Regions from separate parts of the Mus musculus genome. Here all the other regions are linked to region 1. Evidence: chromatin loops called from intact Hi-C (ENCODE). Cell type or tissue: heart. All regions are shown on one strand.

Region 1 (8,000 bases):
CATTTGCTGGATATTCTGATGATGAAGACTGGACTTGCCCCAAGGAACCCAAGGACCCTAATCAGCAGGAAGTAGCCTATAGAGGTCTATATCCCCTCCCCCTCTAATCTTCTCTCCTACATAATGCTGGGGTGTCAGAAGGGATTAGGGTGAAGAAAGGTTGGAAGGGAGGTAGAGGTATAAAAACTAAAAGTTAAAAAAAAAATAACACATGGCATGCATGGATAACTTTTTTTGTACGACTTTTTTTTCTGATTTTTAATGTGCATTCATTGGTGTCTTGCCTACATGCATGTCTGTGAGAGGGTGTCAGATGCCCTAGAACTGGAGTTACAGTTGTGAACTGCTATGTGAGTACTGGAGATTGAACCCTGGTCATCTGGAAGAGTAGCTAGTGCTCTTAAACACTAAGCTACTCCTCTGGCCTCGAATGGATAACTTTTTATGCCATTTGATCCTCTAAAATGACTTCATGGTCACATTAATGGATGTTAACCAAAAACTATTTCCGGACTGTGGGAAGTAAGCCATTATTACCCATGTGAAGGATGAGATTTCATAGCAGCTAAAATGATAAGGGAAAATGACACCAGGCAGGAGAATAAAAGTGGTACAGGAAATGAGTGAGAATGGAAGGGTCTCGATAAGTAGACCAGGCTGGCCTCCTGAGTAGCCTGGATAGTGTGTGCCAATAGACGGGGCTGGCTCCTCTCTTTCCCCTCAGTGCAGACAGACTGGTTGGATCTACGGAGAAAGGGAAGGGATAGGAGAGGAAACACTACATTTCTAGCCTAGAAGGCTGAGCAGGAAGTCAGAAGAGCCAAGTGACCGTTCCACTTGAAGGAAAGAATGTTGGTGGCATATGGGGGAAATTGGCAGTAGCTAATCATAGAAGATGGGGTTAGAACCAAATAAAAAGGTAGGGTTTAAATCCTGAGTAGTTGAAATTATGACAGAATGGGTGGTTCCATGAGAGTGAATGAAGAGTAGACAACACTACTAAGGAAGATGAGTACTGTAGGCTGAGGGTGGTGGCTGTCTAGAATCCCAGCACTGAGGAGCCTGAAGCAGAAAAATGCTTTCACATTTCTAGGCCACCTTGGTCTTCTTACTAAGTTTCAGGTTAGCTCATGGTAAGACCCTCTCTCAAAATCCAAGTAAACAACCTGAGAAAAATAGCATTCATTTGGCAATAAATATTTAATTAAAATGTACTTGGTTGACAGATCCAAATAAAGTTAAACACTGAGAAAGAAAAATTCCAATTTGTCGGGGCCCTTCACCACCCAAACTTACTTATCTTGCCCCAGAAGCCCTGTTGTTAGTGTTCTTGCTCCGTATCATGAGCTCCATGCAGCATTTTGAGTGATTAAAGCCCAGGTCTTCTCAGACCACTCACTGTCTTTAGATTCAAGCTAACATTTGGTTGTTGGACTCTTCTGCCATATCAGCGGCGGGTACTCGTACCCGGGGCGACCTTGTCTGCGCCCGGTGCAGATGCTGCCGCGGCGTTCCTGTCCCGGATGTGGGAGGCCAAGGCACTTAACATTTCCTGAGTGGTGAGGTGGGCACCGCGCATAATCAGCCGATACCCATCTCCTGGGGGAGATGCAAACCGATGAGTTAGGGACCCTGACTATGCAGGGCTATGGCGGCGATCTGCCCTCGCCCACCCGCGTCCCTACCAGGTTTACCGAACAACACGTCCACGCAGGGCTCAGAGCCGTCGTGCCTCACGTCGGCGATCACAGAGCAGTTGAGGTTGGTGGCGCGGACTTTCTCGCTGCTCACCGTCTGGAGGAAGGTCCTGCGGCCGGAGGGCAGCGTGAGCGCGTCCGGGGGACCAGGGAGCCGGGACGAGGGTGCGCGCGCACGCGTGGGGAACACGGACGCCTCCCACCTCCCCAGAACCCGTACCTCGTGGACTCCACGTTCTTCTCAAACGGGCAGAACTGAACTCGAACCAGCTTGACCGGCCGTAGTCCGAGCCGAGCCAAAGCCGCCGCCATGGTTACCTCCACCCCGGAAGGAGTAGCACTGGGGATCGGTTTATTGGAACGGACCGCTTCCGGCGGCTCCGCGGTACTTCGCGCGGCTGACCTCCGGGGCCACCCGCGAATACTTCAGCCATTAGCAGTGTTCTGTGCCACACAGCATAAGCAGTGAATGTGCAAAATCCCCTTCGCAGGAAAACGTCCTTCAGCCCTCTCCCTCGGGGTCCTGCCTGCGAGATCTAGGTCAGCACCACCCCACATCCTGGCTCCTTCCTTGGAAAGGATGTCACTGCGGGGACTGTCCACCCAGCAGAAGGCAAGCCCTGCCCCTGTAGCAACAGCCAAGGCTTAAATGTCCAGGCCCTACAGCCTAATGACTAGAAACAGAGACGGGGAAGGGGTAAGACTGCCCTCCACGTGTAGAAATGTCTGCTTTGTCTGTGTTTCCTCATGAATCAGTTTTCGCTTTGCTCCTGGGATTCGAGAGAAAGCAAGGTTTGCCTGTCTCCTGAGCGCTAGCCCTGTAGACCCCTTCTAGTTTTAGCTCCAAGATGTCTTCATTGTTTCCGACATCCAGATTTCAGGCTGTAGTTTGCCTATTACTCTGGATTGCAGATCCTAGGATGATCTGGGGGTTCAATTCTGGACTCTAGTTTATGAACATGTTTTATCAAGCACCCAGGTTTAAGCTTCTCTAGCATACAGTTCCTTGTCTGGGGCATGATCTGCAACCCCTGGTCCTAGTCAACTTAGGGTTCAGGACTTGTCCTCAGGCAAGAAAAAAAAGGCAGGTGCCAACGTGGGTGTTGGTGCAGCCTCAGGGCAAGCCAGGCTTGCTGGTTTCCCACCAGGTAAGCCTCAGGACTAGGTCCTGGTCCTCCCCCTCCCCCTCCTCCTCGTCCTCCTCCCCCCAGGGTGCTTAGCAGGTGAGTGTTCTGGGCAGGGGAGACTCCAAGACGAAGAGGGGGTGCCAAGTTTTCCAGGCTGTTGAGGCTGCTGGTGGGCAGTTCAGTGGTCTGGACCTCATAACAGAGACCTGGGAAGGCAGGAGTGGACGGCAGGTTGGTGGGGAATGCTGACGCCAAAGCAATGGTGAGATTGGGTGTGGGTGTTCGAAAGCACCCCTGGAAGGGCTTAGAAAAGCCTGGGGTTGAGGAGTGGTGATAACTCACAGCAACGGGGAGGTCTTCTGTGGACTGGATTCTTGGGCAGGGGTTGCTGCAGGAGACACAGCAGGGCCCCATCTAGCTGCTGGAAGATGCTGAGTGAGAGCAGAGTCTGGCGAAGCTCCTGCGACAGGCCCCACTGCTCTTGTTCCAGAACCTCCCTGACCACTCCGAAGTCTTGCTTGAGCTGCAGCGCCCCCTGCAGGCTAGATGTCCAGGTACAATGTGGCCACCAGACACTTCTGCCTCCCCAGACTGCTCTGCCCAAATGGTCTCCATTTTCCCTGTTTGGCATTCTTCCTCTGCCACTAGCATCTTTCCTTCATACCTGAACCGGATCCCATGGGTGAGGATGTGGTCAAGCCAGGCGCCCAGTGTGGCTGTCAGTGCCTGGCCGAGGGCAGGGGCTTGGGCTTCAGGTGGCAATCCCTGAAGTCCTTGCAACACAGGCTCCAACACAGAGTAGACCACTATCCGAGCGTACTCACTAGGGTCACTGGGAGGTTCTGGAGTGAGACAAGAGAAAAGACAGATGGAGAGACTGCAGAAGTCCAGTGGGCTCCAGAGGGAAGGAAGGGCACAAAGGGTAAGGACAAAGATGTTGACAGTGGTGTGGAGCCACAACTGGGGAGGGCTTGGACCATTTATACCAGGAACCCGAAGGAGAAAGGTGGAAGTGAGAGATTACCAAGACAGTGGGCTGGGGGTTGTAGCTCACTCAGCAAGGCTTGCTCGTCTAGCTTGTGTGAAATCTTGTGTTTCATTTCCAGCACCAGGAAGAAAGAAAAATTACCAGGACACAATCGAAGTCTCCAGTATCGACCCCTCGGCATGTGGAGCTTGAAGCCTTGTGTGGCTTGTTTATGGCATTCTTGGACAAACAGACCCAGTGATTCTTTGGGCAGGAGCTGTATGGGGAGGAAGAAAGTAAGAAGGGCTAGTCTATTAGACTGGGAATGGTGTTTCTCTCTCTGAGGTCTCAGTGTGGGCATCTGTAAAACCCTGATGCCTCACTGTGGGAGCATGGGCATTTTCTAAGGAGGTCTGGACCTAAACCATGCACAGTACCTAGGATTAGAGGTTTCCTTAGTAATCAAAGGCACATGACAAGTCAGGCGTGTTGGGCATGCGGCTAGACTCCCAGCATTTGGAAAGTAGAATCAGAGTATTAGAAGCTCAATGGCCAGGGGATGGAGAGATGGCTCAGTGACTGAATGAATGCTCCTCTAGAGTCTTGAGTTCAATTCCTAGAAACCACATGGTGGGTCATAACCATCTGTAATGAAATCCGATGCCCTCTTCTGATGTGTCTGAAGACTGCTACAGTGTACTTGCATATATAAATCTTTTTTTAAAAAATGGGGTGGGAAGAAGATGGTGATAACAAGGTTGTGTTGTTTAGATTTTTTTGTTTGTTTGTTTTTTTGTTTTTTCCAGACAAGGTTTCTCTGTATAGCCCTGGTTGTCCTGGAACTCACTTTGTAGACCAGGCTGGCCTCAAACTCAGAAATCTGCCTGCCTCTGCCTCCCAAGTGCTGGGATTAAAGGCGTGCGCCACCACGCCCGGCTTTAGATTTTTGGAGAATCTAAAAAAATGGGGCATTTGGCAGAAGTTCTGTGACCTGAGCATAGTGGCACATGCCTGTGACCCCAGGGCTGGGAATGCTGAAGCAGGAGGATGACAAGTTCCATGAGGCCAGCTTGAGCTGACTCTTACATTAGAGTCAAGAAAGGAAAAGGATGGGGGAATAAAAAACAAAAGAAAATGGAAAAAGACGTGGATATATGATCCCCGGAACCTAAGGAAAGGGAGGTTCTGCGGCATGGGGGAGAGGAAGAAACCACTGGGTCCCTGGCACATCAGACATGTGTGTGCCTCTGTTCTCCCTTCTCTCCAGCACAGAATTTCCCCACTCCCATCTGTCTAGCCCAAACTAGCCTTGAAATTTCCATGTAGTCCAGGCTGGCCTCAAACTCAAATCCTGTTTCAGCCTCCTCAGTACTGGGATTAAAGGTATACACTAGCACCCCTGGCCCTGCCTCCAACAATGTAATGCTAACTGGCTACTCTGCCAAGCTCCACACCATTTCCTGACACACACAGTCCTGAATACAAACAGGAGGGGAGAGGGAGGGAGGGAGGACTGGACTCACAAAGAGAGCATATGAGCTTTTGTTCCCCAGGAAGGCTGTCTGGGGAGCCTGCTTCTGCTACTCAGAGGCTGCCCAGCCAGCAGTTAAGCCTCAGGTACTGGTCCTCCTCTGGGCTTCCATAACCATCTATGTGAAGCTCTTCTCATTAGGAGGCTACGCTAGGGCATGATGTTAAAGAGAAAACAGTAAGAATGGAAGAAATCCCAAACAGTTGCTGGACTAGAAGTCTCAGATTCAGGAGACCAAAGGTGGGAGTTCACAGCAGTTAAGATGCTTGGTAAGCAGAGAAGCAGAGCAAAGGGGCAGGGGCCAACCTGAGCTCTGCAGACACACCAGGAGCAGAGGGCCAACCTGAGCTCTGCAGACACACCAGGAGCAGAGGGCCAACCTGAGCTCTGCAGACACACCAGGAGGACAGGGCCAACCTGAGCTCTGCATCCACACTAGGAGCAGAAGGCCAACCTGAGCTCTGCAGACACACCAGGAGGACAGGGCCAACCTGAGCTCTGCAGACACACCAGGAGCAGAGGGCCAACCTGAGCTCTGCATCCACACTAGGAGCAGAGGGCCAACCTGAGCTCTGCAGACACACCAGGAGCAGAGGGCCAACCTGAGCTCTGCAGACATACCAGGAGCAGAGGGCCAACCTGAGCTCTGCAGACACACCAGGAGGACAGGGCCAACCTGAGCTCTGCATCCACACTAGGAGCAGAGGGCCAACCTGAGCTCTGCAGACACACCAGGAGGACAGGGCCAACCTGAGCTCTGCAGACACACCAGGAGGACAGGGCCAACCTGAGCTCTGCAGACACACCAGGACAGGGCCAACCTGAGCTCTGCAGACACACCAGGACAGGGCCAACCTGAGCTCTGCAGACACACCAGGAGGACAGGGCCAACTTGAGCCCTGCAAACACACCAGGAGAACACAAACATAACCTTATATTTTGCAACAGGAAGCAGTGGTGTGCAAAATGGGACAGATAAAGACAGAAGTAATAGCTCTGTCCATAAACCTAGAAGAAAATCATGGGGGACATAGCTTGGTGTCACGGATCTTACCTGGCATACATGAGGCCCTGACATAATCCAGAGAAAGGGCGAGAAGAAACAGCCAACCCAGAGGGGAGTGGAGCTGTTCTGCTGATCTCCCCATTAGAGGGCTTAAAAATACTTTTAACTTCATTCTCTCTCTCTCTCTCTCTCTCTCTCTCGTGTGTGTGTGTGTGTGTGTGTGTGTGCTGGCATGCTCACATATGCAGTGTGTGTGTGTGTGTGCTGGCATGCTCACATATGCAGTGTGTGTGTGTGTGTGTGTGTGTGTGTGTATGTGCTGGCATGCTCACATATGCAGCAGAGACAACTTGCCGTCATTAGTTCTATCTTTACCCCATATGGGTCTGGGGTTGTCAGACTTGGCATTAAGCACCTATAACTAACGAATCATCTTGCTGCCTCCTTCTGCTCCCCTTCCCACTCGTGATTGGAATCAAAGAAAAGTTCGATGATGCATGATCAGCAGTGCTTGTTGCTTAGCTACAGCCCCAGCTTGCATTTCACCCTTTAAATATAGACATGTGCTACTTTAGTAAAACTATAAAGCAAGCCAGATGCAAGGGCATATGCCACTAATCTCAGATTCAAGAAGCAGAGGCAAGCAAATGTATGTATATGTATACATACACATACTATATATATAGTGTGTGTATATGTGTGTGTATGTATATATATAGTATATGTATATATATACAATAATATATACAAATGTCACTTTTAAAGAGAATAATGAATTAAACACTACTAGGAAAAGTAAAAGACATAATTATGCAGTCGCTAATGAAATAAGTCTAAACAATGATGTCATTGGCTAACACTATTAGGGAGTAGCAAGGGAGTATGAATCATAACTGACCATGAGTTGATTACTATTATGACCATATTTGAATTTTTTTCCATAGTAAAGAACAAGAAGCCAACAGAGAAAACTTTAGCAGAGACTAAGGAGATTGGAGATCGCAAGGTCCCCAGCCCTGTTCTCTAGGCACACACTTACGCTGCCACTCTCAGGTCTCTGCACTCACCTGCATCTTTTCAGTCAAATTGTGGATCTCTAGGCCCAGCTGCTGCTCCACCTCCAGAGTGAGCGCTGCTTCGGAGGCCAGGCTGGACAGCGCCTCCACCGCAGACAGAAGAGGCTGTGGGCAGAAACAGAGAGGGAGGGCTCAGCTCAGGCCACTGAGGGAGGCTGCTCCCTCCCAGCTCTGGGCCACTCACAGGCAGATCCTTCTGGAGCAGGAGCAAGAAGGAACCGGGGTCCCACGCTGCCAGGTGCTGCTGAGCTCTGCCCACAAACCAGAGCAAGGTGGTCTGCAGGGTACAGAGCCCCAGAGCGACAGGCGTAGGACCTGGGAGGGGAAGGACAGTACCCTAGGGTTCATAGGTCACCTCCAGGAGAAGGCCAGCTTCAGAACAGAGGACAGGCAAAAGATAACAACTGCCCCGCCCCCTGCCCTCCCATTCCACACCTCCTGTCTCACCTGCAGGCGGACACAGCCTAAGTTCTGGCCTGGGCTGTCGAAGGCTATCCAAGAGGGGAGGAAAAAGCCGCTGCAGCAGCTCAGAGGTAGGAGACAGTGACGCAGGGCTGCTCTGACCACCCAGGGCTGATCCTAAGGCCTGGCAGAAC
Region 2 (8,000 bases), 53 kb after region 1:
GCAGCCAGTAAGGCCTTGGGTCTGGTGACTGATACTGAATTCCCATCTCAGCTTGATCCCCAACGTTATCCCACAGGGGAGAATGCCTTGGGGTCCATCCTTCCCAGGAAACCGTGCTGGGTGTCTCTAAGAGGACATCACCAGTGGACTTTCACCCTGTTTGTAGCTGGGATCCCTGAGTAGTAAAGATCTGTGACTAGCACAGGGACCCACGGTGGCAGCAGGAGCTACAAGAAGCAGTCATCTGTGGGAAAGGCCCAAGTGGGGAAAAGTAAGAAATCTGGAGATGAGAGAAGGGGACAGTAGGTAGGGCCATTAATGATTCTGGATTCAAACCTGCCAGCAGCTCTGGGACACGGTCAGGATGGCAGCCAGTTCTGGACACACCCAGCCAGGCACACCAACCCAGGCCTCCCTGGAGTACAAAGGTAAATTCCGGCCCCATCCGGGAGGCTGAGCTCAAACTCCAATCCCAGAGCTTTATTTTGGGGGGAGGGGCCTTTTGCTCCACCTTGGTCAGCTTAGCTAGGAACCTATGGAAAGCAGGTTCCTGATGCCACCCTGAGCTTGTATAACTGAGCCTATATGACTATAGTCATGAAATGCATTCTGGGACTTGTAGTTTTGGAGTGACAGCCTACACTATAATTGAGCTGGGATCCAGTTGTTTTGTCTTCAGTTTAGTGTAATTTCACAGTTCCATTTTGACCATTCTCACCCATATTGTAGTCTTCAACCCAGGAAAAGAAACCTGCTCAAGGGGCTTTTGAAACCCAAAGAGGCAACAGAGACCTTGAGTGAAAACCCTGAATTTAATGTGAGATTGGGGGAGCCCCATCCCTCCCTTTTTACCACCCACTCATCCGGCCTGTTGTTAGCTGGGTGAGGGCTGCCCCCAGTCTCCGTCCTGCGGCTCTGGGTACCATCCTGTTCCTTTGGGCTCATTCAGCCTCCTGGGCCTGTCTCTCTCTGAATCTCCTGTGGGACATGGGGGAGAGAGTGTATAGGCTTTGTCACATCAGCTTCATCAGGCCTTTCTCCAACTTGTTCTTTCTCACATATTGTCCTCTAACCCTCTCACCTTCTTGCATATTCATACAGTGCCTGCTTGCGCTCCTGCAGGCTCTCCTGACGGGCCCAGGAAGACTTGGCAAACGTTAGGGCTGTGGGCTGAGGGGTCGCCAGGCCCGAGCTGGGGAACTGAGGTGATCACAATGTCAGAGGGCTTGCGAAGTCATCATCATTATACACCCATCGAATGCCTACTTTGCAAGAGAGGCACTGTGCTAGGGTCTCAACATCAAGGCGAGAAGTCAGGGAGAGGGAGCAGAGACTGCCCAGACCTGCCCTTAAGTCTTGGCCTTGACTACTCCAGGTCTCACCTTTGGGGCAGAGGGTGCAGGCGGGGACTGAGATCCCTCAGTGACATCTTCAGGCATGAAAGCCACAGCCCCCTCGAGCAGGTTTGTGATGGTCAAGTCTACACACCCAGTCCTGGCTGGGAAGAGAGGGGCAGAGTGTCCACTCCCTGTACCCCTTCTCTGTTGAGACCCATTTTCCTGTGTCTGCCATTCTGTGATGCTACCCTTTCCCATACCCAGGTCTCTCTGGATGACATTCAATGGCACATGGGGCAGAACCTCCTTGACTCTGTGAGCGAGAGTGGTCAGCTGCACATCAGAAGAAGGGCTGGGAGGAGAAGGAAAAGAAGACTGCACTGTTTAAAAGAAAAAAAAATGAGGTGAGTGGATTACTGAGAGAGGCAGACACGCGTAAGGAGGGAAGCAAAACCACCAAGCGCAGCAAGCATCTTTGTGCCCAGATCACACACCTGACTGGGGGCGTAATCTGGGGTGTCTTTGTCGCTTCATGTGTTCTGCTTTGTCTGCTGGAGTGAGCCGTGTCCCTATCTGGCCCAATTCTTTGGCCACCAGCTAGGGAGAATTGGAAGGTTATAGCTGTAGCCTCGTCAGGTCTTCTTCCCCTTCTCCCCAGGAGGGAGGGACCCCCCCACTTCCACCACACCCCTGTTCACTACCACCTGTTGTACACGGAGCGCAAACTCCTCACTCTCTTCCCCTAGCTGTCGACGAATGGGATGAAGCCACCTACAAAAACCAGAGCCCTGCCCTGTTAAGTCGACAGGGGCTAAGGGTATGGCCCTTCCCCATTTATCTTGGAACAGTGGTGGGGAGAGTAGGGAGATGAAGATAAGTGTTGCTTCTGTTAGAACTTCGACATTAACAAACCACAGGCAGACAGGATAGTGGTCACTACTTCCATGCCCTTGAGGTGAACACCTTCCCAGCCACCAAAAACGGAGGACAGTTAGTACCTTACTTGATACACCGTGAAAGGAACAAAAAGGGACCACAGCAGTTCTGAGACCCAGGAGGCATCTGACACCGTCTGAGGGGAGGGCATGAAGTGAGGTCTAAGCCAGGGCCACAGGTGGGAAACTTCCCTTCCAGACCCCAGAGTAGTCCCTGTCCAGCATGCACTCACCACAGAGACCAGGGGTCTCTGAACTTGCAGGGTAAGAGGTTGTACCACGTCCTGAATAGAAAATGGCCACGAACTAAGAGAGAGGGAGAGAGAGCGAGTAGTATGGGAGTTCAGCCTAGCCCAGCCAACCACTTATATCTGACTTAAACTAGTAAACTGTCCAACTCCATAAGCAGACAACTGAGGAATTAAGAATTTCGAGGGCAGGGCTAAAAGTGGGCAGACAGGAAAGGAACTAGGGCACCCACTCAACTGGAGCCAGATGCCTGCGCTTACCCACCTGAAACGCAGCAGCCCTTCTCGGCCATTGGTGGCCTCTTCCTCGGGGAAGAGCAGCAAAGGTGTGGGCGGAAGCCTCGTGGAAGCACAGAATTTCTTGAGTGACTCCACCAACTCCACCCGCCTATCCATCTCCATGAAGCCCCGAGACCAACACACAAAGCTGGGGGGACTATTGAGTAGAGGCTGAGAACGGGGAGAAAAAGCAAGAAGAATGGAAGGAAATGTCAAAAAGAGAAAGAGAAAGGAAAAGACAGAAAGAAAGAGGAAAAGGGTGACACGTGAGGTGGCGATTAAGGGGCTGGGGGAAAGGCTCGGTGTTCCCCAAGAGAATCCCAATGGGTAAAGGGGAGCCTTGAGCTTGGGCCTGGGGAGCCACCCGGTGGCGCTCTCGGCCTCGCCCCCCACTCACGGTGCTACAGGTGGTGAGGAGGTTGACTATGTTGTGGTCAAAAGGTGTTACGTGGTTGGAAATAAGGACCCTGACGCGGTGATCGCGGAGTCCGGAGTCCTCCTGCCGGGCCACGAGCCCCAGGACCGCACACATGGTTCGTACCACGAACCTGGGGACACAGGCGGCGGTGACCGTGCGGTCCAGAGCCCAGCCCAGCCCCGATGCTCCCCCGGGCGCCGCGGTCCGCACCTGCGGAGGACGCTGTCGGGCAGAGCGCAGCTGACCAGGAAGACGTGGAGCCCGAGGAAGAGTCGCAGGACCAGGAGGCAGAGGCCGACCGGCGCGTAGAGCAGTAGCGCGAGCAGCAGGAAGCCGTCACTCGGGAGCCTGTGGCGAGAGGCGACGCGATCAGGCGCCGAAGCTGACAGGACGCGCTGACCGGTCTCTTCCCTCCGCAGCGCTTACCGGTGCGAGTCAAAGAGCCGCTCCGGCCCCGGAGCTGGGGGAGGTTCCATCGCAGCCGCTTCAGGAGAGCGGGGCCGCTGTCGCCGCCATCTTCGCAGGGCCGCGGGGGCCCCTGGGAAGGCGGAGTCTTTGGGCATCCGCCGAGACGCCAGAACCTGAGGCCCGGAGGCGCCCCGGAAGGGCTAGCGTTCCCAGCATGCCTCGCGGCCCCGGGGAATGTGTGTGTATGTGTGTGTGTTTGTGTGTGAGCGTGTGCGTATGCTGGAGAGGAGCGCGTCCTGACGGGACTACGTTTCCCGGCATGCGCTGAACAGCTACCGTCGTGCCCTGCTTCTCCTAGACCGCTTGCCGGGTTCTAGAGGACCGCCTCTGAGTAGGGCGGGCGAGGAGAGTCGAGGCGGAGCTGATGGCTGCGCTGAAAGCGGGGCGGGGTGCAAACTGGAGCCTTCGGGCATGGCGGGCTTTGGGGGGCATCTTCTGGAGGAAGCCTCCCCTGTTAGCTCCTGACCTCCGGGCTCTGCTGACGTCAGGAACTCCTGACTCTCAGATCTGGATGACTTATGGGACCCCCAGTCTCCCGGCCCAGGTGCCTGAGGGGTTCCTTGCATCACGGGCAGATCTGACGTCTAGGACCCCGGATCTCTGGGCACGATTGAATGTGGGGACTTCAGGCTCCAGTGACCAGGAGGCCCGCAGGAGCCCTGGAAGCCGTCGGCGCGAATGGCTGGCGGTGGCGGTGGGCGCAGGAGGTGCAGTGGTGCTGCTGTTGTGGGGTTGGGGTCGGGGTCTTTCCACGGTGCTGGCTGCTGTTCCTGCTCCGCCACCCACTTCTCCCCGGAGCCAGTACAATTTCATCGCAGATGTGGTGGAGAAGACAGCCCCTGCTGTGGTCTATATCGAGATCCTAGACCGGTAATGGTGAAGTTGACCAGGAGGTGTTGAACTGCCGTTAGTGAAGGCAAGGGAGCAGGATGAGGTGGAAGCTGCAGTGTAATGGGTACTTTCCCCATCCCAGGCACCCTTTCTCCGGCCGTGAAGTCCCCATCTCAAACGGATCAGGATTCGTAGTGGCTTCAGATGGGCTCATCGTTACCAACGCCCACGTGGTGGCTGATCGGCGCCGAGTACGAGTGAGGCTGCCTAGCGGGGATACTTATGAGGCCATGGTCACAGCTGTGGATCCCGTAGCAGACATTGCCACACTGAGGATTCAAACCAAGGTGGGGATGGAGTAGGCCAGATCTGATGGCAGCTGTTCTCTTGCTCCCTTCTTAAAATGACCAGTTTTGCTGGCCTTGTTTCCCTTAAGGAGCCTCTTCCCACACTGCCCCTCGGCCGCTCTGCTGATGTCCGGCAAGGGGAGTTTGTTGTTGCCATGGGAAGCCCCTTTGCACTGCAGAACACGATCACATCTGGTATTGTCAGCTCTGCTCAGCGCCCAGCCAGGGACCTGGGACTCCCTCAAAACAACGTGGAATACATTCAGACCGATGCAGCTATTGATGTGCGTCCTGATATGAGGGAAATTAGGTGCTAAGGTTGGAATTGGGGAGAACAGCTGTTGGGTATGAGCACCAACTGACACGTGGTGGTGACTGGGCCTGTATCAGAGGTTGGGCTGCAAAAGGCAGCCTCTCTAGTTCATGTGCTAGGAATGGAATTTGAAAAATTTCCCTACACCCTGTTTATGTCCTCGGTCTTAGAATTCCCAGAGCATGGGATTCCAGATCTTTTTGATGTTTTCTTTCATTTTATCTCACAGTTTGGAAATTCTGGTGGTCCCCTGGTTAACCTGGTGAGTGTCCGTGTTCTTCTAAGAATCCATGCCCCAGGTTAGTGTGGGAAGTGTGGGTTTTCCTCTGATTTAGGGAATTTTAGCTAAGTCTCTAGTCTCTTGTTCCTCTCCTGGTATACAGACAGACAGACAGACAGACAGACTTCTGTCCCCAAATCCTTGCTACTCTTGTTCAGGTGCCCCCATCCTCTGCCATCTGTGTGGGCTAGGGGACAGGGGGCTGTGTCCCTGCAGGATGGGGAGGTGATTGGAGTGAACACCATGAAGGTGACAGCTGGAATCTCCTTTGCCATCCCTTCTGATCGCCTTAGGGAGTTTCTGCATCGCGGGGAAAAGAAAAGTGAGCCTGTCTTACAGGGAAAGGGGTTCCTTTAAAATGGAGGATGGGACTTAGGGGAGGGCATTCACTGGGGCTTGGTATAGAGGGGTGTGCTGGTAGAAAGTAAGGGAAAGAATGTAGCTGGGGGGCGGTTCATTTGTCCTCTTTTATTACAGATTCCTGGTTTGGAACCAGTGGGTCCCAGCGCCGCTACATTGGAGTGATGATGCTGACCCTGACTCCCAGGTATGTTAGTGTGGTGATATATACATATACATATATATGTATGTTAGTGTGGTGATATATACATATATCTATATATATGTATATATATATACACCTATACATACATACACACACACACCCCTACACACACACCATACACACACCCTATCCTTTTCTTGGGTTTTCTCTCATGTCTGTTTTTTCCTAAGATAAGCTGTTGTCTTCTGTCACAAGCACTGTTCCCTCTCATAACTTTCTCATCCCACTGCATCTGGATCTTTCAGTAGATTGAGTACATCCTGCTATTGCTGTGATGTAAAGCCAACATTGACCTAGCACTGGAGGCCCATTCCCGCCCATTCCCACCCATCTCGTTATCCTTCCAGACAGCTTGCCGTTTCTTCGGAACTACTTTCATTTTCCACTTCTATGTCTCAATACCTTATTTCGTAAGGTGGTAGGACCCACCCTTCTAGGCTCAGCTTAAGTTCTAACCCTTCAGGATGACAGAAGTGAAGTTGATCAACACCATGTATCTTTCGAAATTAGCTATCTTTTATGTGTATATCCCACTTCCTAAGCTCTAGAAGGCAGAAGGTGAACTATTAAGATGGGAGAGGGCCTGTGTGGAGCTAATAGTGTCTGTGCCCTTTCAGCATCCTTATTGAACTACAGCTCCGTGAGCCAAGCTTCCCTGATGTTCAGCATGGTGTCCTCATTCATAAAGTTATCCTGGGCTCCCCCGCACACAGGTGATGGGGAGCGTGCTCTGGGGGGGGGGGTTGGGTGGGATGGGATGGGTGGATGTATCCTTGAACTTCTCTGTCTATTCTCTCCTTGCCCCGTCCATCCTCCACAGGGCTGGTCTGCGGCCTGGTGATGTGATCTTGGCCATTGGGGAGAAATTGGCACAAAATGCTGAAGATGTTTATGAAGCTGTTCGAACCCAATCACAGCTGGCAGTGCGGATCCGGCGCGGATCAGAGACACTGACCTTATATGTGACCCCCGAGGTCACAGAATGAATGACTGGACCGGCAAGAGTGTGAAGCTCTTGCCCTGATCTCCTCCTTGCTTTCCTAGCCTAGGTTCTGAGTGCATGTGGGTAGAGGAGGAGTCAGTGAACCTGCGGAGGGCAAGTCCCTCTAACCGCTGCATCAGTCCTGGGCTCCGAAGAACACATTTTATATAAAATAAAATTATACCTAGCAACATGTTACAGTCAAAAGTGGGGGTTGGATCTTCTCCCCCACCAAATGGCTAGAGGTAACGCGGTCCTTAGGAGAACGGAGAGCGATGGGAGCTGACCCTCTTGACCTCCCCTATTCAAGAGAATGAGCTGCTGCCATCCTGTGTGGGGCAGTTCTTTGTGGTGTGTTCTGTCTGTTGCTGGGGCTGTTGGCTGATTCTCCATGCTTGTTGGCCAAAGGTAATGACAGCTGACCCCGTAAAGGAGGCACCAACTTCTGTTTGACAGTTTGTTGCCTGTAGTGCACAGGTGGTTGAGTGTAGGGCGCCTGCTGACATCAGGGGTTCTTGTGGTAAGCTCCTGAGGTAATGGCAGCCTCAGACCCCTGCCATTGGGGGCCAGTGGTGGTTTACAGAGAGGGTGGTAGCATTTTAGACGATCTGGTTACTAGTCTGGCCAGGGTAGCGCTCAAACCTCCTGTTGGCTTCTTCGCTGAAGGCATCACCTGCAGAATAGACAGGCACTGTGAGGGGCTGTCCCTGCACAGAGGCAAGAGCACACACCCATCATGGGCAGTGACAGCATGGAAGCCTTTCCCTCCTGCCCTGCATTCACCCATCTCATCTGTTACCTACCGATGTGGCAGTTGTGCACCCAGATGCGATGCCCGTCGTATTTGCAGTTACACTTCATTGCATTGTTGGTGAAGTCACTTTCTGCTACCTCAAAATTTGGGTTGATAACGACCTGTGAGTGAGGAAGAAAGCTGGTGTGACCCAGCAGCACTCCGACAGGTCACAGGTGTCCTCATCACTCACCCCAAACCCCA
Region 3 (8,000 bases), 53 kb before region 1:
CCCCTGGAAAAGTATGTACTGAGAAGCCTCCCTTTAGCCCTTGTCCCACCCTAGTATAACCTTCTTGCTTGCTACAGGTAATTGGTTTCTTGGTCATCTGGTAGATGTTTTAAATACAGGCTCTTATGAACACAGAGTTCTACTCCTTTCATCTCTTATGCAATAGGTAGTACAGTATAGAGACTTACATTCTGCCTTTTTTCCTTTATAGAATCTGTAAGGTTTATATTTTATGAGTGTTTTGCCTACATGTATGGTATGTCTGCACACCAGGCACATGGGAAAGACAGAAAAGGGCTTAGGTCCCCTGGAGCTAGAACTGGTTGGAGATGGTTGTGAGCGGAGCCATGTGGGTGCTGGGAATTGAACTCAGGTCTTTTGGAAGAGCTGCCAGTAACCACTCTTAACTAACACTGAGCCATCAAATTCAAATGAAGTGGGTAAATGTTTTCCGGTTATACAAGCTGTATTTGAAATCTCAGCACTTGGGAGGTTTAGGTATGAGGAGTTCAAGGCCACCCATGGCCTGACAGCCATCCTGCACTACAAGAGAACATCTCTTGAAAAACAGAGAGAGATCCTCATGTGTAGGTGTACATATTTATCAACTGGATTCCTCTAGTTACTTTGTTTCCAGTTGTATGCATGTGTGTTCATGTTTGTGGGAGCACACATGCGTGTATGTGCATTTGGAAGCCAGAAGTTGACCTGGAATCTCTTCCTCAATCACCCTCCTCCTCCTCCTCCTCCTCATTATTATTATTATTATTATTATTATTATTATTATTTTGAGAAAGGGTCTCTCACTGAACCTGGAATTCAATTCTGGCTAGACTGGCTGGCCAGCAAACCCTAGGGCTTGTCCCATCTAAACTTCCCCAGAATGGAGAGTATGGGCTGGGGGCTTATTTGCAGGTCCTCAATGCTTTGCTTTACATAGTAAGTGCTCTACTGGCTGAGCCAGCCTCCTGGCCCACTTTCTAGTCTTTTGCTGTTCCGTGTTGTGCAACCATGAGGGTACATAGGACATTTCACATGTGAGCATATTTGTGTATATATTAATTGCTTAAAATGTATTGGCTGTGTGTATGTGTCTGGTTGATACAATGTTTTTCTGTCATATGCAAAATTCTAGGTTCATTTCCCTGAACACAGGAGTAAAAATCAAACGGAAAAAAATAGGTGTTTCAATCCAAGATGAACTAATAAGCTCCAGGAGCTAGGAAAGGAGAGCGAATTAATGTGTGGACTCACTCTATGCTTATAATCACAGTTATGCACTTCCTCCCTTACTGAAAGGACAAAGTTCTGCCTGGGAGCCAGATTTACCTTACGGTCCTTCTATCTTCCCTTTTAACGAGTGTTTTGAGGACAGGGGGGGTGGGGGGTGGTGGAGGTGAGACAGAGAACGCTAGGGAACAACCTTATCCCTAAGCCTTGTCTCCTAAGCCATGACAACTGCGCCCCCTGGAGTCCCGTTAAGGAAATAAACAGGTTTGGAAGAAATGGCACCATCTTTGCCAGTCAGTTCCTGCGGCAATTCGTTTATTTTTGAGCAAGGTCCATTTCCCAGTGTGGAGGCTCAGGACCCAGAGTGGGGCACAGGCTTGGTGGGGAGCAGCCAGGCTTTGGGGGTCTCGTTCCTTATCTGTTTCATAATCACCTGAGGCTTGGACACACCTGTCTGGATGGGTTGCTGCTCAGGCGCCTGGGGGGTGCCTTCTTCAGCCTCCTTCCGGATGACAGCAGGATTGAGCAGCTCCTGGGTTCCCCGGTTCCACATACTCACACCAGGAACCAGCTTCATGGTTTCTGAAATAACCATGGGCTTCCAAAGCACTTGGGACGTAGCCTCGAGGACCTGGGGCGCCGCTAGGGGCCATCCAGAGTCCTCCTCCAAAGGTGTCACCTCCACAGGTTCCTGACCCTGTGGAGGCACGCGAGTCCGACCCGCCCACAGCTCTCCCAGCTGCTCCGCCTCCCGCTCCCAGCCACTTGGCCACTTAGCTAGGGGCCATAGTTTGGGGGTAGGGGTGCTGGCGACGTCGGGAGGGATTGGGTTTCTAGGGAGGAAGCGGAACCCGGGGCTGAGGAATGGCACGTTTGACCCGAAGGACGGTGAGGTTTGGGCCAAGTTTAAACTAGGATCCGGGCCCAAAGCACGGAATGTAGCACAACGCTGGAGAGGGAACCTTGGGCTAGAGACATGGGGTTTGGAGGGAGCACGCGAGCTAAGGGCTTGGGACTCGCATGCTGAGGTTGCGGTCCCAGCTTGGCTCCTGCGCGGGCGCCCGCGATATATTTCCAAAGGGTGCACTTCGAGGTCTGGGATCAGGACCTCGGCCACGGGGCGCACCCAGTGGCGGGGCAGCCGCGAGGAATCCATGCGCAACGTGGTGGTCTTGTGCTTTGGCCGCTCTCCCAAGACTTCAGGCTCCTGGAACGCGGAGGGCTCTGCCGGGGTGAGTGCACCGAGGTGGGACTCCGACCCTATCGGGCTGCTGTGGAGCTGGCCCTTGCTCTGCAAGCTCAGCCGGTCCCCTGCCGCGTCTGGCTGGGGCATGCAGAGGTAAAGATCCTCGAGCGACAGGTGTGAGCCGAAGGATGATTCCTTCTCAGAGGCCTGAAGACGGACTACTTGGGGCTGCTTCAGAGAAGACTGGGGGCTGTAGACGCGCTCGCCTTCCGCCGTAGATCGTAAAGACTCCTTCGAGGGCACAGCCAACATATGGCTTCCCTCTTGGCCGTGGGGTACTTCCAAGGCATCCCCGGGCTCAGCTTCCTCAAACGCCTCCAAGGTGGCCGTGGGTCTCGGGGTGACTTTGGGCTCGGCAGAAGGTTCTGAAGGTTGTGTCGGCTTTTGGGACTCTTTGTCCCACGATGAACCTAAAAGGAACTGGTCCGGGTTCCCAGGTTCCTGGGGAAACACACAAGGGTAATGAGTTGTTGGAAATGGAGGGAAAGGACCTCACTTCGTGGTCCTGAGCGGCTCCAGAGGAGGCTTCTGTCGGGAAGAGGCTCAGGGCTTGGGCTTACTTCGTTGTGGAACTGCTCCTCTACACAAACGGGCGCCGGTGTGTGCAGAACAGGCACGGAGCCCTGGGCCCAGGAATCCGTAGTGCATGCCAGGGGCTCCTCATCCTCTCCCCACGTGGGGTCCTCAGCCACTGCAGATTCTCCCTCATCTCGGGCCAGGAAGCGCCACTCAGTGATCTGCAGCATGGCCTCTCGGGCCTGGCTAATGGTGAATGGAACGCACTGTGGAAGCGAGGGAGGGTCTCAGCCTTGCCAGGAGAGGCAGGGTAGAAGATAGGTCTGGAAGACCCAGATCTAGGCCCACCTGCTGGGTCAGATAGACTTTGAAGGCACACTCCATAACTCGAGTCATAAGGTCAGCCAAGATGTCACCCACTACGTCCTCGCCCTCCTCCAGGGACATAAACGCAATCCATTCTGCCTCATTGAGTCTCCCAGGCACGATGTCCACCTGCGGCACCGGCTGGGTGGGTGGCCGGGCTTTTTCTGCCTTGGATCGGGTCACCCCACGATCTCGCGCCTGCCTCTGTGGGAACGAAATGGGCACTCAGGACAGGAAATCAAGGGGGTGGGACGGATGGGCTAAGGGCTAGAAAGACTCTCCAGGTGTTTTCTAAGAAAGAAAAGGGACCAGGACAAGGAACCTTCAAGTCTGTGATGCGCCGGATGAACACTCTGTAGGTATATCACTCAATTTAATACTTGTAACAGCCTTCTAAGCCCTCTTTAATGACAAGGAAACTGACACCTGACAGAAGGTAGCCCTCACTAATCATGTTCATCTCAGCTCTGCTCTTTTGCCTTACTGCAGTGTCCAAGTTCTTGAGAGTTCCAAGAATTCACCGGGATTTAGTCTCCTCTGCTTTTGTTTCATTTTGCTTTGAACAATCTTGTTATGTTGCTCTGGCTGGCCCAGAACTTACTATGTAGAGTACCTCAAACTTGCAGCAATTCTCCTGCCTCTGACTCTCAGATTCTAGGATTACAGGAATGGAACAGCACACAAAAACCTCTCCGTTTTTGTTATTTGTTGCCTTTTGTGGGTGTGTATATTTTGACCTGGAGAGTGAACTGAGGACAATGCCTACTCACTAGGCTAAATCCCTTCACCTCTTTTTTACTCCCTCCAGACAGGGTTTCTATCTGTAGCCTTGGCTGTCTTGAAACTCGATGTGTAGACCAGGCTGGCCTCAAACTTGAGCTCCACCTGCCTCCACTTCCCCAAAGATGAGATTAAAGGCCTGTACCATAACCACTCACCCTTTGTACTTTTGTTTATTTGAGACAGAGTCTTTCTGTGTAGTCTTGGCTGTCTTGGAACTCACTCTATAGACCAAGCTGCCCTTGAACTCGGAGATCTGCCTGCTTTTGCCTTCCAAGTGCTGGGATTAAAGGCCTGGGCTACTACACCTTGCTCTCCTTTTACTTTTTATTTTGAGATCTCACAAAGTTGCCAAGGCTGGTCTTGAACTCACTCTGTAGTCCAAGCTGATCTTGAATTTTTTTTTTTTTTCAAGACAGGGTTTCTCTGAGTAGCCCTGGCTGTCTTGGAACTCACTTTGTAGACCAGGCTGGCCTCGAACTCAGAAATCTGCCTGCCTCTGCCTCCCAAGTGCTGGGATTAAAGGCGTGCGCCACCACCACCTGGCTGATCTTGAAATTTAACTTCTGATTCATTCTCTCTCTCTCTCTCTCTCTCTCTCTCTCTCTCTCTCTCTCTCTCTCTCTCTCTCTCTCTCTGATTTATTTACTTATTATGTATACAGTGTTCTGCCTGCATGTATACACACAGGCCAGAAGAGGGCACCAGATCTCATATAGATGTTTATGAACCACAATGTGGTTGCTGAGAATTGAACTCAGGAGCTCTGGAAGAGCAGCCAGTGCTGTTAACCTCTGAGCCATCTCTCCAACCCCCTCTTTAAAAAAAAAAAAAAAATGAAAATGTATACAATATATTCTGACCACGGTTTCCCTTCCCCCATCTCTCAGATCCTCTCCACGGCCCCTCTCACCCAACCCCAGGCCTTCTTCCTCTCTTCCTCTTTAGAAAACAAACAGGCAAATTAAAAAGGCAAACAAACCACCATTTAACAAACAAAAGAACAGTGAAAAGCACAAGAAACACACACACAAAACAAACAAACAAACAAAAAAACATTAAAATACAAAATCAGAAACCATATATGCAAGTAAAAGATGAGAAAGGTTTTTTTTTTAATGCTCAAACGAAACCATATTAAGTCAAAAAAGAAAAAAAAAAAACCCACAAAAGCACCACTGAGTTCGTGCTGTACTGGCCGTCCACTCCTGGCGCGTGGAGACTACCCTTAGGTGTGGTTTTTCCAGTAGAGTCCACAGGGGAAACTGATTTTTCCTTTGCCAAGTGGTTGTCAATTGGAAATAGCTTCTTGGTTAGGGACAGGAGCTAGTGCCCTCTTCCCCTCACAGCACTGAGATTCAATCTCCCTTGGCCCTGTTGCACACTGCCACTCAGGCCTGCTGAGCAGGAAAAATGGTTGTCTTGATGTTATCCATCCTCTCTGACTTTCACTTCAACCTCCCGAGTAGAGTAGAGCAGGCCTGCACTACTAGACCGTCTTTAACCACTATTTCTATTCACATCTCATGGAGTTTGCCTAAGATCCCACCTGGGAAGTAGTCTAGTCAGAATTCACATCTGGATTTGTCTAGCTCCAAAACCTGACTCTTGCTTCCCAAACAAAGACATTTGCTAAAATATATAAATGAAAAACATGTTAAGATATTTTTAAAACTCATTTAAAAAGACAGAGAAGGAGCTGGAGAGATGGCTCAACGGTTAAGAGCACTAACTGCTCTTCCAAAGGTCCTGAGTTCAATCCCCAGCAACCACATGGTGGCTCACAAACATCTGTAATGGGATCTGATGGCCTTTTCTGGTGTGTCTGAGGACAGTGACAGTGTACACATATACATGAGATAGATAAAGAAAATGAGGGTTGGTGAGGTGACTCACTGGGTAAAAGTACTCATAGCCCAGCCTAATGACAAAAGTTTGATTCTCAGCACCACAAGGTAGAAGGAGAGAGCCATCTCCTTCAAGTCACCCTCCAGCCTCCACTCGTGCACTATGGCACACGCCCCGCCTTCACCCCACCCCACCCCAAATAAATGTAACAAATCATTAAAGATTCCTGTGACGGCTTGAATAAGAACAGCCCCATAAATTCCTATTTGAACTGTTTGGGAAAGACTTGGAGGTGTGGCCTTGTTGGGAGGGAGGGAGTAGGGGCCAGAGATGAGGTTTCAAAAGCCCATCATTTGCAGTTAGCTCTCTTTGCCTCGTGGGCTCTCAGCTACTCCTCCAGCACCATGCCTGTCTGTGCTCCCCTTCGTGATGCTCCTGGGTGCTTAACCGTTTGGAACCGTGAACCCCAAATTAAACACTTCCTTTTATAAGTTTCTTTGCTCATGGTGTTTTGTGACAGCAAGAGATAAGTAACTAAGAAAAGCCCAAAAGTAACCTAGGGACATAATACTTCACAAAAGAGATGTAGATAAGTAATAATAATAATAAAAAAAATTGTAAAGAGGGCCAGAACTAGGTGTGGTGGCTCACAGCAATAAACCCAGCACTCAGAAGCCTGAAGCAGCTGTCATGTGTTCAAGGCCAGACTGGGCCATGAAGTGAGACCATGAAGGAAGATGGTTCCTTCCAAAATCTACCTCCAAATATAAGTTTTTATCTATCTACCTAATTGTTTCCTATTTTATATTCTCCAATATTCATTCTCTCAGGCAATCCGGTGTCTTCTGTTCTCTACATTCTCAGTTCCTGGCCTTGAATTCCCAGAAACCAAGCGGCTGCCTAGTTCTCCATCTAAAGCTTTGCTTCCTTAAGCCCAAAGCCAACGCAAAACCAAAGAACCGATCCCTTAGGCCTCCCCCCACAGCTAGGACAGAGATGTGGCGTGCACTTAACACAAGAGAACAGAGATATTTTTTACTCTTTCATTTTCTCGAGGTCCTACCAATCTGTTTTATTTTTTAAAATGCCTTGACTTTGGGAGTAAGAGAGTTGACCCCACATTGACCGCTCTTGCAGAGGGCCTGGGTTTGATTCTTAGCACCCATGTGATGGCTCCAAACTGTAACTCCAGTTCCAGGAGATCTGATCCTCTCTCCTGGCCTCTGCAGGCATCAGACATGAACACAGTACACAAACACACATGCAGACAAAACACCCATATACATAAAATTTTTTTTTGACTTAAAGGTAATTGGTTTTTGACCAGTGAGATGGGAGAGTGTTGGTATGGGAAGAAGCTATGAGTTCAAAGGCAACCCGGTCTATATTGTGAGTTCTAGACCAGCCAGGGCTACACATTGAGACCTTGTCTCAAAATAAAAGGCAAGCCATGGTTGCGCATGTGATTCCTTTAATCACAGCACTCTGGAGGCAGAGTTGAGTTGGAGGCCAATATGGTCTATATAATCAGACTGTCTCGATTTAAAAAAAAAAAAAGTAATAATGATAATAAAGTAAGTTTTAAGGTCACCCTCACAGTTGTTTGATCCATTTCGTAGTCCTGAAATTGTCAAGATAGTGATTCATCCATCAGACCCTCTTCCTAGTGCCTCTGGTTTACCCACCAACACGGGTTCCTGGTCAGAAAGGAATTACTATTTGCACTAGTGGTTCAGCTGTTTCCGAATTCGCTTGCCCTTGGCCTGGTCCAGCCGTTGACCCTTTCCCTCAGGGACCGAGGTACAGGCATGCCCATCTCGAACCTAGAGCTAGTCCACTGCCTCGATACCGGCCAACCCCAGTTCTTGCGCACTCCCTAAGTCTAGCTGAAACTCACCGAGCCTTCGTGACTCATTTTCGTGACAGTCACTCCAAGGCGGTGTTTCAGCTGCCTTCAGGACCCTCCATCGTTGTAGCTGCAGTGGCCGCGACCCAACGGTCTCCTCGGCAACCA

What was found. Peaks named below come from ENCODE experiments on the same cell type or tissue, not always from the same donor. Only the 100,000 strongest peaks of a DNase experiment are listed, where the experiment ranks them.
Region 2: a loop joins it to region 1, with 3 times the contacts of the local background. A loop is called at or near these places in 10 of 42 quality-filtered maps.
Region 3: it touches region 1 in a loop (5-fold over the local background); 20 of 42 quality-filtered maps call a loop at or near these places.

The regions. Positions count from the first base shown.
Region 1 is chr6:83,103,121-83,111,120 of GRCm38, reverse strand. Ccdc142 (coiled-coil domain containing 142) reads right to left here. Exons shown (of 9, transcript NM_001081266.1): 3 at 7,852-8,000; 4 at 7,589-7,719; 5 at 7,396-7,509; 6 at 3,954-4,068; 7 at 3,489-3,666; 8 at 3,167-3,366; 9 at 2,000-3,030. The coding sequence ends at 2,744. It overlaps Mrpl53 (mitochondrial ribosomal protein L53), which reads right to left and starts at 2,013. Exons shown (of 3, transcript NM_026744.3): 1 at 1,918-2,013; 2 at 1,695-1,807; 3 at 1,189-1,599. The coding sequence starts at 2,009. The coding sequence ends at 1,448. In heart, a CTCF peak has its summit at 3,370 (motif pointing left); DNase peaks (open chromatin) are centred at 2,040, 3,010 and 3,410; H3K4me3 peaks cover 2,933 bases; H3K27ac peaks cover 2,385 bases; H3K27me3 peaks cover 430 bases.
Region 2 is chr6:83,050,476-83,058,475 of GRCm38, reverse strand. It overlaps Loxl3 (lysyl oxidase-like 3), which reads right to left. Exons shown (of 14, transcript NM_013586.5): 13 at 7,807-7,918; 14 at 5,910-7,676. The coding sequence ends at 7,603. It overlaps Htra2 (HtrA serine peptidase 2), which reads left to right and starts at 3,905. Exons shown (of 8, transcript NM_019752.3): 1 at 3,905-4,555; 2 at 4,659-4,863; 3 at 4,953-5,147; 4 at 5,406-5,438; 5 at 5,673-5,778; 6 at 5,934-6,003; 7 at 6,639-6,734; 8 at 6,842-7,210. The coding sequence starts at 4,050. The coding sequence ends at 7,007. It overlaps Aup1 (ancient ubiquitous protein 1), which reads right to left and starts at 3,955. Exons shown (of 12, transcript NM_007517.4): 1 at 3,644-3,955; 2 at 3,428-3,565; 3 at 3,197-3,347; 4 at 2,786-2,970; 5 at 2,506-2,578; 6 at 2,336-2,409; 7 at 2,042-2,108; 8 at 1,832-1,934; 9 at 1,598-1,717; 10 at 1,383-1,498; 11 at 1,082-1,200; 12 at 794-978. The coding sequence starts at 3,780. The coding sequence ends at 942. It overlaps Dqx1 (DEAQ RNA-dependent ATPase), which reads right to left and starts at 632. Exons shown (of 12, transcript NM_033606.3): 1 at 337-632; 2 at 1-46. In heart, a CTCF peak has its summit at 3,171; DNase peaks (open chromatin) are centred at 3,235, 3,895 and 4,775; H3K4me3 peaks cover 4,159 bases; H3K27ac peaks cover 3,313 bases; H3K27me3 peaks cover 110 bases.
Region 3 is chr6:83,156,474-83,164,473 of GRCm38, reverse strand. It overlaps 1700003E16Rik (RIKEN cDNA 1700003E16 gene), which reads right to left. Exons shown (of 4, transcript NM_027948.1): 1 at 7,884-8,000; 2 at 3,341-3,562; 3 at 3,037-3,258; 4 at 1,499-2,917. The coding sequence starts at 7,901. The coding sequence ends at 1,583. It also overlaps a transcript of Wdr54 not described here. Among named protein-coding and RNA genes, the nearest start is that of 1700003E16Rik, 4.1 kb to the right of the region's middle. In heart, CTCF peaks have their summits at 1,280, 1,481 (motif pointing left) and 4,835 (motif pointing right); DNase peaks (open chromatin) are centred at 1,613, 2,023 and 7,913; H3K4me3 peaks cover 2,428 bases; H3K27ac peaks cover 945 bases; H3K27me3 peaks cover 3,039 bases.